Linked DNA regions of Homo sapiens: region 1 is linked to region 2. Evidence: read pairs that join two places in POLR2A ChIA-PET (ENCODE). Cell type or tissue: Panc1. All regions are shown on one strand. Each heading gives the region's core, and the rest is flanking DNA. Links, peaks and the distances in the headings are about the cores only. Region 1 holds the start of LOC124904092 (a long non-coding RNA gene). Region 2 overlaps CSNK1D (casein kinase 1 delta).

Evidence for each region. Peaks named below come from ENCODE experiments on the same cell type or tissue, not always from the same donor. Only the 100,000 strongest peaks of a DNase experiment are listed, where the experiment ranks them.
Region 1: POLR2A ChIA-PET joins it to region 2 with 6 read pairs; 3 of 35 experiments call an interaction of 5 or more read pairs at or near these places.

What each region holds. Positions count from the first base shown.
Region 1 is chr17:82,381,438-82,389,754 of GRCh38, reverse strand. It overlaps OGFOD3 (2-oxoglutarate and iron dependent oxygenase domain containing 3), which reads left to right. Exons shown (of 9, transcript NM_024648.3): 9 at 1-545. It overlaps LOC124904092 (a long non-coding RNA gene), which reads right to left and starts at 4,931. Exons shown (of 3, transcript XR_007065959.1): 1 at 4,805-4,931; 2 at 3,982-4,061; 3 at 2,076-2,309. RefSeq lists an enhancer at 3,745-4,430. In Panc1, for the core only: no CTCF peak of the experiment used is centred there; no DNase peak of the experiment used is centred there; H3K4me3 peaks cover 490 bases; H3K27ac peaks cover 3,661 bases.
Region 2 is chr17:82,251,825-82,260,141 of GRCh38, reverse strand. It overlaps CSNK1D (casein kinase 1 delta), which reads left to right. Exons shown (of 9, transcript NM_001893.6): 3 at 4,565-4,713; 4 at 6,898-7,126; 5 at 7,538-7,708. Among named protein-coding and RNA genes, the nearest start is that of CSNK1D, 18 kb to the left of the region's middle. RefSeq lists an enhancer at 6,642-7,841. In Panc1, for the core only: no CTCF peak of the experiment used is centred there; no DNase peak of the experiment used is centred there.

The sequences.
Region 1 (8,317 bases), core at 157-8,156, 130 kb before region 2:
GGTAGGAAGATCACTTGAGCCCAGGAGTTGGAGACCCATCTGTGCAACATAGTGAGACGCTGTCTGTACAAGAAACTTTTAAAAAATGTAGCTGGGCGTGGCAGTGTGCTCCTGTGGTCCCAGCTACTCGGAGCTGAGGCAGGACGACTGCTTGAGCCCAGGAGGTCGAGGCTACAGTGAGCTGTGACGGCTCCACTGCATTCCAGCCTGGGAGACAGCAAGATACTGTCTCAAAAAAAAATTTATCATTGAAGCCTGGGCATTTTAAAAAAATAAAAAGGTGGGAAAATACGTGGGCACAGCAGTGAATCCTCACACCCTGGGCTTTGCCCAAGAAGTGCTCGTGAACCTGATGAAAGTGTCGGGTGTGGCCGACGTGAGGCTGTTCCAGGAGCCACGAGGGGTGATTGGTTCCGCTAGAAGGTTCCAGGGAGGAACTGGAGTCTCAGGTGTGTCCTCTGATGAGTGATCTATTTTTAAGTAAAAGTGTTTCATTAAAGTCAAAGATGATTATTCCTTTCAAAATAAAGAATCTAGGAGGGCGAGTCCTGCTGTCGGGAAGGGAGATGTTTCCTGCTTCCGTCCGTGCTCCTGACCTGGCGGTGGCCCTGTCCCTGCTACCTGCGTGGACAGAGTCTCCAACACGCGGCAGCCACCAGAGCCAGGCCCGAGCGCACAGCCGTGCATTGCGAAAGCAAAGCCGAAACACGAGGTCGCCGTATGTCAGCCTGGGGAGTACAGAGCCCCAAGGCTGGGTTTCTTGAGTTGTGTGGAAAGCTCCGTGTACATGTCCCGAGTTCTCACGAACGAAGGGGAGGAAGCCACGAAAGCAGAGGCCACGACGGTGAAGTGGGTGGGGGGGTTCCGGGGAGGGGTTCTGGGGAGGGTTCCGGGGAGGGCTCCGGGGAGGGGCTCCGGGGAGGGGTTCCGGGGAGGGTTCCGGGGAGGGGTTCCGGGGAGGGTTCCCGGAGGTCTCCGGCTTTCTGCAGGGCCGAGGCCGGGAGGGCCTTAGTGCCGTGTGGGTGTGTGGTCGGGGCCTGTGAGGCCACAGGGTGAGCAAGGAAAGCCGTCCATTTTTATGTATGGGAGACTCGTTTTCAAAGGAAGGGAAACGGGCGTGACCCTCCCATCATTGGTCCCATCCCGGAAGACTCGTCACCATGGCCAGCCTGGAGCTGACTCTGTGTGGTGTGTGGGTCACTGCCAGGAACCCACGTGGCAGCCACCTCTCACCCCACCATGGTCACAGCCCTGGTGTGCAGCGTGGTGGCCTCTGCTCCCTCCACCTTCTCTCTTGATGGGGACCCTGGCCCGGCTCTGCCCAGCCCTGCTGTGCTTATCACCGAGATGGGAGCCAAGGGCCTGAGACACCAGCGGTGTGTGCCACGCCCACTCGCCACCTGGCACGTCTCCCAGGTCAGCGCTTGCTGCTGGACAGCTCTGGGCTGGGGAGCTGGAGGACCCGCGGCCAGAGGGTGGCCCCGTGAGCTCAGGGGTGGCTCAGGCATCAGGAAGGCTCCGTCCACACTGGACGCTGTCCCTGACTGCACGTCACTCTGTCACACCGTGGCACTGCCCAGTACCGGTCCTCGCCCTGTGATTTGGGGGTGCCCAAGCATTGCCCCTCACCTGGCCGGCCCATGCATTTTCTGTTCCTCTCCGTTTCTGTCCAGTCTCTGTCCCCTCTGTCTTGTCTCTGTCCTCCTCTGTCCCCTGTCTTGTCTCTGTACCCCATCCCCTCTGTCTTGTTTCTGTCCAGTCTCTGTCCATCTCTGTCCCCCTCTGTCCCGTCTTGTCTCTGTCCAGTCTCTGTCCCCCTCTCCCCTGTCTTGTCTCTGTCCATCTTTTTCCCCCTCTGTCCCCTCTGTCCATCTCTGTCCAATTTCTGTCCCCTTCTGTCCCCTCTGTCTTGTCTCTGTCCATCTCTGTCCAGTCTCTTTCCTGCCCTCTGTACCCCTCTGGCTGCTGTTTCTGTCTAGCCTCTGTCTGATCTCTGTCCAGCGTCCTCACATCTTAGAGCCTCCTGGCCCCCAAGGCAGGTGGGTGAGGGACGGAGCTAGGCCAGCTGGGAGCAATGAGAGTTATTTTCCATTTATTTCATTTACACATCTAAATAATTTGCAGAACATCAACGAAGCACGAGGCAGGAAGAGGACGAAACAGGAACAGCAGACGAGGAGGAGCTGAGGAGGCCCCTGTGCCTGCAGCAGTGAAAATGGATCCCGAGGCTCCTCGTGTTGGGGAAGAGGACGTGGGGTCCCCCGCAAGCCAGTCCATCTCCGTGTCGTTCTGGGGACGCCGGACACATACTGGAAATATCCGAGTTTCGGGAGAAGAGCGGGTCAGGCCCCTCGCCGTCCCCTGGACTCACTTTGCATGGCTGCACCTTCCTCCCCAGGAAGGGGCCCCGTGGCTCCTGTCTAGCGTCCCGGGAGCCGGCCACACCCTGCCGAGACACACCTTCTTTCTGCGTGGTCTGGGCCCCTTCTCCGTGTGTCTCTGTCCTTCCTGTCTGCTCCCAGCCCCAGCGTAGGGTGGGGATCAGGTCCTGGCCGGCTTAGGGCAATGCCAGGCAGCAGCCGCTCCCTCACAGACCCCAGGCTCCCAGCAGAACCTCCGGCGGCTCACCCTTGGGGGCTGGCCCCACCCCGCCTGCCAGCATGCCCTGCCTAGAGGGCAGGGGAGGGTCTGTGGCTGGAGACCAGGGCGGGTGCTCCGGGGAGGGTCTGTGGCTGGAGACCAGGGTGGGTGCTCGGGCCCCTGACAGACCCTACCTGGGCTTTCCTTCCCCCGTAGCCCCTTGTGAGGCCAGGCCAGGCTCACTGTCCCCACGTGCCCCTCGGCCCTGGGACCCCGCACCCAGGCCCTCCTGCTAGCCAGTCCTGCCCTGCATCTTCATTTCGGCTGGCGTGTGTGGCCGCCTCCCTGCTCTGGGCCCTCCCTGGGTGGCCGCGCCGTGTTCAGGGCTCTGGAGGATGCAGTCCTCAGAGGGGAGCCCAGACCCCTCAGCCCGGGTCAGAACTTGCTGGCATCCCTACCTCGCTGTCCGCCCAGCCCCCTTCCCGTGCTCTCGCCCACTGGCCCTGGAGTCCTGCCCATGGTGAGGTGGGTACGCTGGCTCCTGCCTCTCCTTGGGCCCCTCCCTCCACCCCTGAACCCACACCCCCCGGGACTGCCTCTTAGCGTCCCAGGGAGAAGGCTTCTGGCCCCCAGCTGCCCAGGGGAAGGCGGAGGGAGGATGGGGAGGAGAGCCTGGGACAGAGACAGCCCTTCCCCATCACTAGAGGCCAGGGGAAGGCGGAGGGAGGACAGAGACAGCCACTCCCCATCACTAGAGGCCAGGGGAAGGCGGAGGGAGGACAGAGAGGAGAGCCTGGGACAGAGACAGCCACTCCCCATCACTACAGGCCAGGGGAAGGCGGAGGGAGGACGGGGAGGAGAGCCTGGGACAGAGACAGCCCCTCCCCATCACTGGAGGCCAGGGGAAGACGGAGGGAGGACAGAGAGGAGAGCCTGGGACAGAGACAGCCACTCCCCATCACTAGAGGCCAGGGGAAGGCGGAGGGAGGACAGAGAGGAGAGCCTGGGACAGAGACAGCCCCTCCCCATCACTGGAGGCCGGGGAAGGCGGAGGCAGGATGGGGGAGGAGAGCCTGGGACAGAGACAGCCCCTCCCCATCACTGGAGGCCAGGGGAAGACGGAGGGAGGATGGGGAGGAGAGCCTGGGACAGAGACAGCCCCTCCCCGTCAGGCCCCAGGCCCAGCCCCGGCCTGACTCCCAGCCCCCGGGAGGAATTTTGGCTCAGGGTGGCCAGATTTGGCTGAAGGGCAGGGGGGCAGCGGCTCCAGTTTCCCGCCAACTCCTAGTTCTGGGGTGAGACACAGCTCTGTGTTTTTAATCGCGCTGTGGGGTGCCGGAGGCCACCTGGACGGACGGAGCCCGGCCCAACGCCCTGTGAGGACCCGTCAGTCCCAGGCACCTGCATGTGTCCACTCCCGGGATTTCCAGCACTGGGCCCCAGGCACAGCCTGGGTGGTCCTTCGAGCCGAGGTCCCTTAGCTGTGAAACAGGAGAGCACTCGGTTGGAGAGCAGCCCAGTGGTGGGCTCTGCCAAAGGGGCTCCCGTCGGGGCCATGAAATACCCAACAGCCCAGGCCGCTCGGCCTGTGGGTTGCTGTGGGCTTCAGGGAAGCGGGGGTGGGGGGGGGGGCTTGCCAGGAGGTCCCGTTGGGCTGGCTGGAGGTGACAGGAAGATCCCAGGCCTAGCTGGCAGTGGGGTCTGCAGGGGCCCCATGCGGGGAGGGCAGAGGGGGCTGGGGCTTGGACCGGAGTCTCCAGGCTGCTGACCGTTGGGGCTGTGTCCTGCTGTGACCTCACTCACCCCCCAGGCCCTCCCAGCCTGGGTCTCCTTGGCTGCAGGTGGGCAAAAGTGACAGACCAGAACTACCCAGCCTTGGGCCAGTGCCAGCCTGTGCACCTGTCCCGGTGGCTTGGGGCACGCGACGCCTCTGGGCCCTGGGTCAGTCCCAGGAGAACTGGCCTCCCCTGACCCCTGCATGGGGCTGGGCACTTGGCCTGGGAAAAGCCGGAGTCTGGAACAGCCTGGCCGTTGGCCTTGGCAGCCTCGCTTCCAGCTGGGACTGTCATCTGTCTGGAATTCAGATGGAAAAACCTGCCCTTGTGAGTGATGAGGGAAGGTGCCAGACAGCATGGGTTGCACCAAGTGCTTTCCTAGGGGCAGAAAGGGGCCCGTGCACCACGCCACCTCCCGGGGCTGACCCTCCAGGTGGCCAGGAGCGCACCTGTGATGCTGTGCAGGTTCAGGGCAGGAAGAGCGCAAGTCTTTGCCAAGCAGCTCCAGCCATCCTCCCCGGCCAGGGCCGCCTCACCCCACAAGCGCAGTCACTGCTGCCACCTGCAGCGGCGGGCCGCCTTGAGGTCCATTCCACGGGGATGGCCTCCCACAGCGGAGCGTGCCCGGGCAGGTAAACAGCGGAGCCTGCTGGTTGGAGGTGCAACCCACTTCCTGAAGCACACTGTTCCTGGAATGCCTGGGAGTTCAGCAGCTCTAAATGGCAGGTGCTTCTTTGTTGAGGAATAACTCATGTGAAGTGTGGCTTGGGGCCTTGAGACCCCTGCATCCACGCGCCGGTGCACCCCACCCTCCCCGCCGTGGACCCCAGAAGACCATGTCCTCCACGCTCTATTGGGAAGGCGGGAAGGTGGGACCTGGGGGTGTCTGAAAAAGCCCCTTTGAACTTGAGGCCAGTTTGGGGAACGTGGCGTCCACTCCCACTGCCCTGCAGCAGCTCTGGTCGGGGAGCAACGATCAGAAACCAAACCCCAGCCACGCCAGAGCCGCCTGGAGACAGGCCAGACGTGGGGCAGTCTGTGAGGGCGCCTGGCAAACCAATCACCCGCCGCCAGGCACCTGCCACCAGACATCCACCCCCCAGCCGGGGACACAGTTCATTCATGCGATCCTTTGCCCCCCAGGCATGGGCCACCTGCTGCCTTGTTCTCGGGACCAAGGCCCGCCCAGGACACCTTCTCCCTCACCATTTTTGCTCTGGGCTGAAGCAGCTGGGGGTGTGGGTGGAGGGTAGCAGGGGTGGGCATGGTGGGGGGATATGATAGTGCTGGAACCGAGCCCCTATCCTGATGCAGGGGGGGCCCCATCCAGGCTGCTCCACTGCCCAGGGCCTTCCAGGGGAGCTGCACACCCCACACAGCAAAGGCCTCTCCAGCACAGGCCCTACCATTTACCCCATAGGCCAAACCCAAATTTACAAAATCTCTGATCCAGCACAGTCAGTGTCTCACAAAGGGATTTTCAGTCGCCTTTTATGAAAAGAAATTCCTTTCCCAAGTGCACCTAATATCCAGTAAATTCCAGGTGCTTGCAGGGGGGAAACAGGAGGGCTCGTCCCTTGCCGGTGAGTGTCCGCGGCACGGCTGAAGCTGCTTTGGGGAACAGGGAGACAGCGAGACAGCTTCCACCTGCCCAGTGATTCCGCCCCTGGGTTCTACCCAGGGCAAACGAAAGCAGAGGCTGAGGCAGCAGCATTCACAGCAACTTCTTTAGCGACTGCCCACCCAGCGCTGGACCCAGACAGCCACCCCTTAGCAGCGGCAGCGATCCCTCGGCCAGGCCCCGGCAGCAGAAGGGAGGCAGCTGTGCTGCAAACTACTGGAGTCCGGACATGCAGGACCGCAGGCTGCAGGCTCCCATTTGTAAGGAATGCTGGAACCAGCAACACCTGCCAACGGCCTGCAGCAGGGATGCGCCTCGTGGGGGGGGGTTCAGGGTGCCTTGCAGCGGGGGTGGGGGGCCTTGTGGGGAAGTGAGTGGCATTGTGGGGAGGGTCCGGGGGCATTGCGGGGGGTGGGGGGCATTGCGGGGATTGTGGGGAGGGTCTGGGGGGCATTGTGGGGGGTGGAGGGACATGGCAGGGAGGGTCCAGGGGAGCCTGGCAGTGGTCGGGGCCGTGGGCACAGCAGAGCTGTGGTGCTGGGGGCAGCCAGCCATGGACAACGTCAACTAGGACCTGTTAGAGCCGGGGTCTTACTCTTGCTTTCAGGGCAGAAAGGACTTTTGCTGAAATCCCCAGCGGGGCACTCGACCCCTCTAGTGGGTTGTGCCATGCACTCCATTGTCGCCGCCCCCGACCGGCCCCTGGCACCGTGTCCCTCCTACCTGAGCAGGCTCTGACTCCAGCCCTGGACACAGCTGGGGTGGCCACGGTGACTGCTGAGAAGAGGGGCTGTCCACACAGCCTGGTGGCTTGGAGCCCCGGGACCCCCACACCTGGGTCAGGGTGGGGCCGGATGAGGTCTGAGTAAGGGAGTTGGGTGCCAGGGAAGGGCAGGGCCTGGGGTGGGAGGGGAGGAGGGGAGAGGAGGAGAAGGGCCTCCAGGGGTGGCCCAGGGGACGGGGGGCAACGCGTAGATGAACACGCAGGCCTGGGCCCAGCTCTGACCTCCCCAGCTGCAGGCCTCTCGCATGCCATGTCCTCCTCCTCCTCCAAGGCAGGCGCCCGACAGCCCCGTGTGCAGGAGACGCACAGCACTCACCGACCCCAGGCGTGACTACGTTTGAGGCAACCATGAAGGCTTCAGACATTCAAACTTCTTAATAGACCAGGCGTGGTGGCTCACGCCTGGAATCCCAGCACTTTGGGAGGCTGAGGTGGGCGGATCACTTGAGCCCAGGAGTTTGAGACCAGCCTGGGCAACATAGGGAGACCCCCGTCTCTACAAAAAATACAAAAATTAGCCAGGTGTGGTGGCGCGTGCCTGTAATCCCAGCTGCTCAGGAGGCTGAGGTGGGAGGATCACCTGAACCTGGGAGGCGGAGGCTGCAGTGAGCCGAGATCACACCACTGCACTCCAGCCTGGGCAACAGAGCAAGACCCCATCTTAAAAAAATTTAGTAACAATCCTGATTTTAAAGCTGTGTATACCTTTTGGGAGAAATCTGGAAAAGACTCAAAAGTATAAAAAGTAAAAAAACAAAAAACAAAAAAAAACTACCTAAAATTTCCCACCAAGGGCTAACACTGTTGCTTTTTTTTTTTTTTTTTTTTTGAGATGGAGTCTCACCCTGTTGCCCAGGCTGGAGTGCAGTGGTCTGATCTCAGCTCACTGCAATCTCTGCCTCCCGGGTTCAAGTGATTCTCCTGCCTCAGACTCCTGAGTAGCTGGGGTTACAGGTGTCTGCCACCGCACCTGGCTAATTTTTGTATTTTTAGTAGAGATGGGGTTTCACCATGTTGGCTAGGCTGGTCTCGAACTCCTGACCTCGTGATCCACCCGCCTTGGCCTCCCAACGTGCTGAGATTACAGGCGTGAGCTACCGTGCCCGGCCCACTGTTGCTATTTTAAAGTGTCCCTGTGAAGTCTTGATGCATACATGCACACACATGCACCCACACACGCCTACACAGCCATGTGTGCACATGACACAGGGTCGCAGTCTCACACACCACACTCCTACACAGCCACATGTGCACATGACACAGGGTCCCAGTCACACACACGCCACACTCCTACACAGCCACGTGTGCACATGACACAGGGTCCCAGTCACACACACACCACACTCCTACACAGCCACGTGTACACATGACACAGGGTCCCAGTCACACACATGCCACACTCCTACACAGCCACGTGTACACATGACACAGGGTCCCAGTCACACACATGCCACACTCCTACACAGCCACGTGTGCACGACACAGGGTCGCAGTCTCACACACCACACACCTACACAGCCATGTGTGCACATGACACAGGGTCACAGTCTCACAAGC
Region 2 (8,317 bases), core at 299-8,298:
ACTCAGTACACCATCAGTCACATCAGTCAGTACACCATCAGTCATATCAGTCAGTACACCAGTACACCATCAGTCACATCAGTCAGTACACCATCAGTCACATCAGTCAGTACACCATCAGTCAGTACACCATCAGTCACATCACTCAGTACACCATCAGTCACATCAGTCAGTACACCATCAGTCATATCAGTCAGTACACCATCAGTCAGTACACCATCAGTCACATCACTCAGTACACCATCAGTTCAGATGGATCAGGAGTCCATGCCACATAGTCTTTTGAATACATGAAAGTTTTAGTGTTACGCGATGCAGTCTGTATTCTGTACCTTTCTTTGACCCAGAGTATTCCTGAGATTCTTCCCCATCGATTGCAGCTCTAGGTAATTGATTTTCATTGTTTGATCATCTACATAGCTGTATACAGTAGCTTCGTCTGACTCATACTGCGTTGAGCCCTGGGGAGCTTCTAGCATTTGCTGTTAGGGACAGTGCTTTTGTGCACATCTTGTCCATGTGTCTGGGGCACACATGCCAGCACCTACGTGTGAAGTTGCAGTGGCTGTTGCTTGGTACGTGCAAATGTCCAGTTCTGCAGGATAACGCAGACGTCTGCATATTGATACATATCGATTTTTCCAAGGTGGTTATGTAGATTTCCATTCCCCCCTGCAGTGCAGCCAAGTTTTGTGTAACCCACATCATCCTCAGCCTCACAACACTGTTTTCAGCAGGGCAGAGGGTGAAAAAGGCAGAAATAAAACTGCTGTTACTGGCATGTGATGTGATGTAATTTCCTAAATAGGGATCTCAGAACAGATTAGAGAGTTGAGCAAATTTAAGATCAAAATATAAAATCAATTCATTTTGTTAAACCAACAATTTAATTGGTTACAAAATGTAATTTAAAACATAATGCTTACAGTAGCAAAAAGGTATCTGGGGTAAATTTTAAGACAGATAAGATCTGCATGCAGAAAATATATAAACTTTATTGAAGGACATTTAAGGAAGATTTGCTTAATTCTCCTCTATGTTCAGAGAAAGGAAGATGCCAGGTGTCAGGTCTCCCAAAGTTGCTCTTAACATTCAATGACGTTCCCATCGACATCCAGCCACTTCTCTTTCCTGACAAGGTGACTAGAATTCACTGAGAAGAGTGCAAGTCCAGGATTAATTAAAACACTTGTGAAGAAGAGGGCCATTTGCCCTGCAAACACCAGCACTTACTATAAAGCTGTCGTGATGATACTTTGTGTGGTTCTGGCCACGAGAAGGGCTTAGAAGGAGGACAGCCTAGAACACTGAGCACACCGGGCCTCAGGGGTTTCTAAGTATTTATCATTCTCTGTTAAGAGGAGTCCTGAGTGCTTGGAGAAGCAGCTGATTCCAGGGCTGGGGCAGAAAGAAAGAAGGTGAATCTGGAACACATGGCAGGCATTTGTTATGAGGTACGGGAAAAAGTTTGAAAGGTGATCTGTTGCCTAAATTTGGGACAGTGAAAACTCCAAAATGAGTATTAAGAAGAAGGAACTGTGACTCATTGGAGTGGAGAAAGGGAATTTGGGAATCCGTAATGCTGCATCTAGAGAGAGAAAAGAATTCACAAATCCGTAATAAGGTTGAGTATCTGAAACACCCAAAGTCGGGAACTTTATGAGTGCTAACATGATGCTCAAAGGAGATGCTAATGGGGGCAGTTTGGATTTTCAGATTAGGGATGCTCGACTGTGACGCAGAATGCAACTATTCCCAAATCTGAAAGTAGATGTGTATTTGCATATATATAATATATATATATACACATATGTTCAGGTTTATATATACATTTATGTTTTTTATATAAATATATACATATATATAAAAGACCGAAACATAAATACACATATATATGTATATGCCTCATGCCTTTAACTTTTTTTTTTTTTTTTTTTGAGACGGTCTCATTCTGTCACCCAGGCTGGAGTGCAGTGGTGCAATCACGGCTCACTGCAGTCTCGACTTCCTGGGCCTAAGCCATCCTCCCACCTTAGCCTCCCGAGTAGCTGGGACTGTAGACACACAGCACCATGCCTAGCTAATTTTTAAAATTTTTTTGTAGAGACGGGGGTCTCAGTATGTTTTCTTTCTGGTCTCAAACTTGGACTTAAGTGATCCTCCCACTTCCACCTCCAACGTGCTGGAATTATAGGCCTGAGCCTGGCCAGTTAAAAAACTTTTCGACGGTGGAATACAGTCGAAATCTGTAGTAACGTTTCATGGCTTTCCCTGCTGATGTGAACATCCGGGTCTGTTCAGTTAACCTCTTACTCCAGGTTTGTTTTCCACTTTGGATGCCGGACATTGAGAATGTCACGCATGCTGTGCTCTTCCACATTCTGCAGGCTCCTCCTCAGCTCTCTTCTGGGATGAGGTTGGGTTCCATGGATCTGTTCAGTCTGGCGTTTGTGCTTATGCTCCCAGCAGTGCAGGGGGCAGCCCAGGGCGCCCTCTCACGGCTCCTTCCCGCCCTCAGGCACAGCTGTCACTGGCTGGCACGGCTGTCAGTCATTGGCCGGGCCCAGTGTTGTGGAAACCACCCTGTGATGTGTGAGGGTGTGTGTTTTGTTCTTTCCCTTAGTTACTTAAGGTGTGAGGGCGAATCAGGCCCCTATTACTGTTTTTGTTAGAAGTAGAAGTAACTTTAACACTTTAAAAAAAAACAATAGCATCTCTTTTTGACGCTGAGGGCAGAAACTATTTTTTTAATGTAAGATACTGAAAGCACTCATAAAGCAAAAGATTAAGGCATTCATATTCATGAAAAGTCTTTTCATCAAGAAACTCCAGAAGAAAATAAAAAACATGCCATTAACTGAGAGATACTTGCCTCACAAAAAACCTGCAGTGGTTTAGTATCTAGAAGTTATAAAGAACTACTATGAATAGGAAAAAGATACCATGATAGAAAAACTTAGCCAAAAAAAAAAATACATGCCTTCAGAGGAGAGGCGATACATGTGGCCAGTAAAATGAGCTGGGCATGGTGGCGCCCACCTGTAGTCCTACCTACTCAGGAGGCTGAGGCAGGAGAATTGCTTGAATCCAGGAGGCGGAGGTTGCCGTGAGCCGAGATGGTGCCACTGCACTCCAGCCTGGGTGACAGCGAGACCTCGTCTCAAAACAATAAAATAATGAAACAATTTTTTAAATGAATTGAATTTCCCTAGTGGTACCAAAACTTGCTTTAAGACTAAACTAAAAATCTGTCTTGCCATGGAAGGACATAAAAGGTTTATCCAGGCCGTTCACAAGCCGTATGTGTGTAGAGCCATGTGTATAGTTGCGGATCCAGTGCTGTGAAAACATACCGAAGAGACATGTTCTTGTGGATATGAGAAAAAAAAATAGGACCAAAGGACGTATTTTGGGGGTGGCATTTTGAGAAACCCACCTGTTGCTGCAGCATTTGAATTTGACTGTGGCGTGAGGCTGCGGTGCACATTCCTGTGCATGTTTTTACCAGCATGTGTTTTCCATCTCTCTGAGAATCTTCTTGTGGTCGTTGACTTTTCATACGTAACGTCTTGGGTGAAGTGTCCAGGTCTTTCACCCATTTTTTCTAAAATGGATTTTTTTTTTTTTTTTTGACAGGGTCTTGCTCTGTGGCCCAGGCTGGAGCACAGTGGTGCCATCACGGCTCACTGCAGCCTCCATTTCCTGGGCTCAAGTGATCCTCTTGCCTCAGCCTCCCAAGTAGCTGGGACCACAGAAGCGTGCCACCACACCCACCTAATTTCCAGAATTTTTTGTAGAGACAAGGGTCTCCCTTTGTTATCCAGGCTGGTCTCGAACTTCTGAGCTCAAGCAGTCCTCCCGTTTCAGCCTCCCAAAGTGCTAGGATTACAGGCATGAGCCACTGCACCTGGCCCGTGTGCCTTTATAGTGTTGATTATGCCTTCAGCACTGATACTATGCAGCCATCTTTAAATTCTTCCTGTTGGATTTATTGTGTCTTTATTTTCACTTCCCTGATTTGTATATTTCAATCCTGGGTTACTGTGTAAATCCCCAAAAAGTTTTCATTGCTTTTGCTTTTCTCTTATCCAGTCAAATACTTCTACCAACATCGGAGTAATTGAACATATTTTCTTCTCTCACCTAACCCACGGTAGCTGCTTTCTCTCCTCCCATCTCCTGTGTGACGTTTCTGGCGGGCTCTGCTGCTCCTTTATGCCTGAGCTCTTTTCTTTCCCACATCGTGGCTGCTTTCTGTGTCTCCTGCCCCCCTGCCCTAGAAGACGGGAGTCGGGGAGGTGGGGCTTCGATCCCCTCCTTGTCCCCCTTACAGCTCCTGTCTGCTTGGCCCTCATCCAACGTCTGCCTCAGGCCATTTGCTAATAGATGGGGCCTAATCTCGAGGATGGGTCCCTGAGGAGCGGCGTTGCCGGGGTCTTCTACCTCCACCACCCCTCCCCCGTTCAGGATTGTCACCATGACCCCTTGGTGTGCACAGTGCAGACTTAGTGTGGAGCTGAGGCAGGGCCTGGACTGAAACACTGTGTCTGATTTCCTTGCCTAGTGGGCATCCCCACCATCAGATGGTGCGGGGCAGAGGGGGACTACAACGTCATGGTGATGGAGCTGCTGGGGCCAAGCCTGGAGGACCTCTTCAACTTCTGCTCCAGGAAATTCAGCCTCAAAACCGTCCTGCTGCTTGCTGACCAAATGGTAAGGACTGTTTCCTGACAGTTGGCACACACTTGCTGTCTGATAGAATCAGCCACTCGCTTGTGCTGTTCTTGCCATTATTATGGCCATTAATTCACAGAGGAAATGGAAATTTGCTGAGCCTCAGCCTTGAGGCTGCAGTGGCTCAGCTCACTGGCTTCTCGAGGCTCCGGTGGCTCCGCTCACTGGCTTCTCGAGGCTCCGGCGGCCCAGCTCACTGGCTTCTCGAGGCTCCGGCGGCCCAGCTCACTGGCTTCTCGAGGCTCCGGCGGCCCAGCTCACTGGCTTCTGGAGGCTCCGACGGCTCAGCTCACTGGCTTCTCGAGGCTCCGGCGGCCCAGCTCACTGGCTTCTCGAGGCTCCGGCGGCTCAGCTCACTGGCTTCTCGAGGCTCCGACGGCTCAGCTCACTGGCTTCTCGAGGCTCCGGCGGCTCAGCTGACTGGCTTCTGGAGGCTCCGGCGGCTCAGCTCACTGGCTTGTCGAGGCTCCGATGGCTCAGCTCACTGGCTTCTGGAGGCCCCGGCGGCTCAGCTGACTGGCTTCTCGAGGCCCCCGGCGGCTCAGCACACTGGCTTCTCGAGGCCCCGGCGGCTCAGCTGACTGGCTTCTCGAGGCCCCGGCGGCTCAGCTGACTGGCTTCTCGAGGCTCCGGTGGCTCACCGCACTGGCTTCTCGAGGCTCCGGCGGCTCAGCTCACTGGCTTCTCGAGGCTCCGGCGGCTCAGCTCACTGGCGTCTCGAGGCTCCGGCGGCTCAGCTGACTGGCTTCTGGAGGCTCCGGCGGCTCAGCTCACTGGCTTCTCGAGGCTCCGGCGGCTCAGCTCACTGGCTTCTCGAGGCTCCGGCGGCTCAGCTCACTGGCGTCTCGAGGCTCCGGCGGCTCAGCTGACTGGCTTCTGGAGGCTCCGGCGGCTCAGCTCACTGGCTTCTCGAGGCTCCGGCGGCTCAGCGCACTGGCTTCTCCAGGCTCCGGCGGCTCAGCTGACTGGCTTCTCGAGGCTCCGGCGGCTCAGCTGACTGGCTTCTCGAGGCCCCGGCGGCTCAGCTGACTGGCTTCTCGAGGCCCCGGCGGCTCAGCGCACTGGCTTCTCGAGGCCCCGGCGGCTCAGCTGACTGGCTTCTCGAGGCTCCGGCGGCTCAGCGCACTGCACTGGCTTCTCGAGGCTCCGGCGGCTCAGCGCACTGCACTGGCTTCTCGAGGCTCCGGCGGCTCAGCTCACTGGCTTCACAAGGCTCCGGCGGCTCAGCTCACTGGCTTCTCGAGGCTCCGGCGGCTCAGCTCACTGGCTTCTCGAGGCTCCGACGGCTCAGCTCACTGGCGTCTCGAGGCTCCGGCGGCTCAGCTCACTGGCTTCACGAGGCTCCGGCGGCTCAGCTGACTGGCTTCTCGAGGCTCCGGCGGCTCAGCTGACTGGCTTCTCGAGGCTCCGGCGGCTCAGCTCACTGGCTTCTGGAGGCTCCGGCGGCTCAGCTCACTGGCTTCTCGAGGCTCCGGCGGCTCAGCTCACTGGCTTCTCGAGGCTCCGGCGGCTCAGCTCACTGGCTTCACGAGGCTCCGGCGGCTCAGCTGACTGGCTTCTCGAGGCTCCGGCGGCTCAGCTCACTGGCTTCTCGAGGCTCCGGCGGCTCAGCTCACTGGCTTCTCGAGGCTCCGGCGGCTCAGTTCACTGGCTTCTCGAGGCTTCTGGAGGCTTCGGTGGCTCAGCTCACTGGCTTCTCGAGGCTCTGGTGGCTCAGCTCACTGGCTTGGAGGCCACCTTCTCGGTACCAGCATAGCACGTTTCCATTCAGTGGGTTCCTCAGTCTCTCAGGAACACACGTGATTCCTAAGCACCTCCGTGCAGTTTCTCTGCTAATCCTGGTGTGTAGTCTGTGCAGAGAACAGTGCTGGGAGAGACCGATGTCTAGTGGCGGGTTGTCCCCTCTCTGTCGCCTCACCTCTCTGTTTTGTGGGAGCTGAAGGCAAAGCGCCTAGGCCTGTGGAGGGTGGAGTGTGGAGGGTTGCTGCAGGCACCTGGGGGAACAATTTGGTCAGTTCGGCATCCCCCTCGCTAATTGTTAAACTACCCTGCTGTGGCTGAGGGGCAGGAACAATGCAGCCACTGATGTAGTGTCCCACAGTTGAGCGGTCCCTCCCTGAGACTGCCCTGGGGTGCCATCTCGCGCCCTTGCTCTGCTCACAGATCAGTCGCATCGAATACATTCATTCAAAGAACTTCATCCACCGGGATGTGAAGCCAGACAACTTCCTCATGGGCCTGGGGAAGAAGGGCAACCTGGTGTACATCATCGACTTCGGGCTGGCCAAGAAGTACCGGGATGCACGCACCCACCAGCACATCCCCTATCGTGAGAACAAGAACCTCACGGGGACGGCGCGGTACGCCTCCATCAACACGCACCTTGGAATTGGTGAGCCCCTGGGCATGGGGTCACTGACCTGGGGTGCCTTTGGGCGCGTCCATGCCTCAGCCCAGGGAGAGGCCAGCCTCTCGGGGAGCTGGGGCTGCAAGCGTGTCATCAGACCTTTGCGGCAGACAGGCTGGCTCGTGACTGCCAGGTGTATGGGGGCAGGCGGATGCTGGGACATTTCTGAGTCACCTGTGATGTGTTTGGGAATTTCCTTAGTATGCATGAGGGGCAGCTCTGGGTGAGAGTGATCTGGGCATGTGTGTCCGAGGTTCGTCTCCACTGGAAGTGCCAGCTGGAGTGATCTGGGCATGTGTGTCTGAGGCTAGTCTCCACTGGAACGGCCAGCCGGGTCTTTTGCTTTGACGTGAGCACGCAAGTGCCGTTCTTCACGCCTTTCCCTTTTCTTTTCAGAACAATCCCGAAGAGATGACTTGGAGTCTCTGGGCTACGTGCTAATGTACTTCAACCTGGGCTCTCTCCCCTGGCAGGGGCTGAAGGCTGCCACCAAGAGACAGAAATACGAAAGGATTAGCGAGAAGAAAATGTCCACCCCCATCGAAGTGTTGTGTAAAGGCTACCCTTGTAAGTCTCTGGAGGCCTCTTCTCAGCGGAGCTGCTCACAGGGGTTGCATATGTGTCGGGTGTGCCGAGACGGCTCAGTCTGGGTTTTGTCAGAAGAGTTGCTCACCTTCCAAAGGGGTGGTGGCAGGAAAGCGGGGCGCTTTTGTGTATGGAGGTAACAGCCTGCCCTCCTGTTCATCTTGACTTACTTGCCAAGTGCCCATCAGCGTGGGGAGTACTTGGAGGCCCTGGAGAGATGGCAGGCAAGGCAGGCCCGAGCCTCAGGGCCCCAAGTGGCTGGAAAGGGATGGACAGGCAGTGGTGGGGCCTCTCTCTGCAGTGGCTGCCCTCTCTGGCCCCCTCCAGGAGCTCGGGAGATTTCCTTTGCATTTGTAGGATTGCCCCAGGATACACACCTCAAATGAAACTAAATTGTGCTTTATGACTTCTTTTTTTTTTTTAAGACACAGTCTCACTCTGTCGCCAAGGCTAGAGTGCAGTGGCGTGATCTCGGCTCACTGCAAGCTCCGCCTCCCGGGTTCATACCATTCTCCTGCGTCAGCCTCCCCGGTAGCTGGGACTACAGGCGCCCGCCACCACGCTCTAGAACTTTTTTTTTTTTTTTTTCAG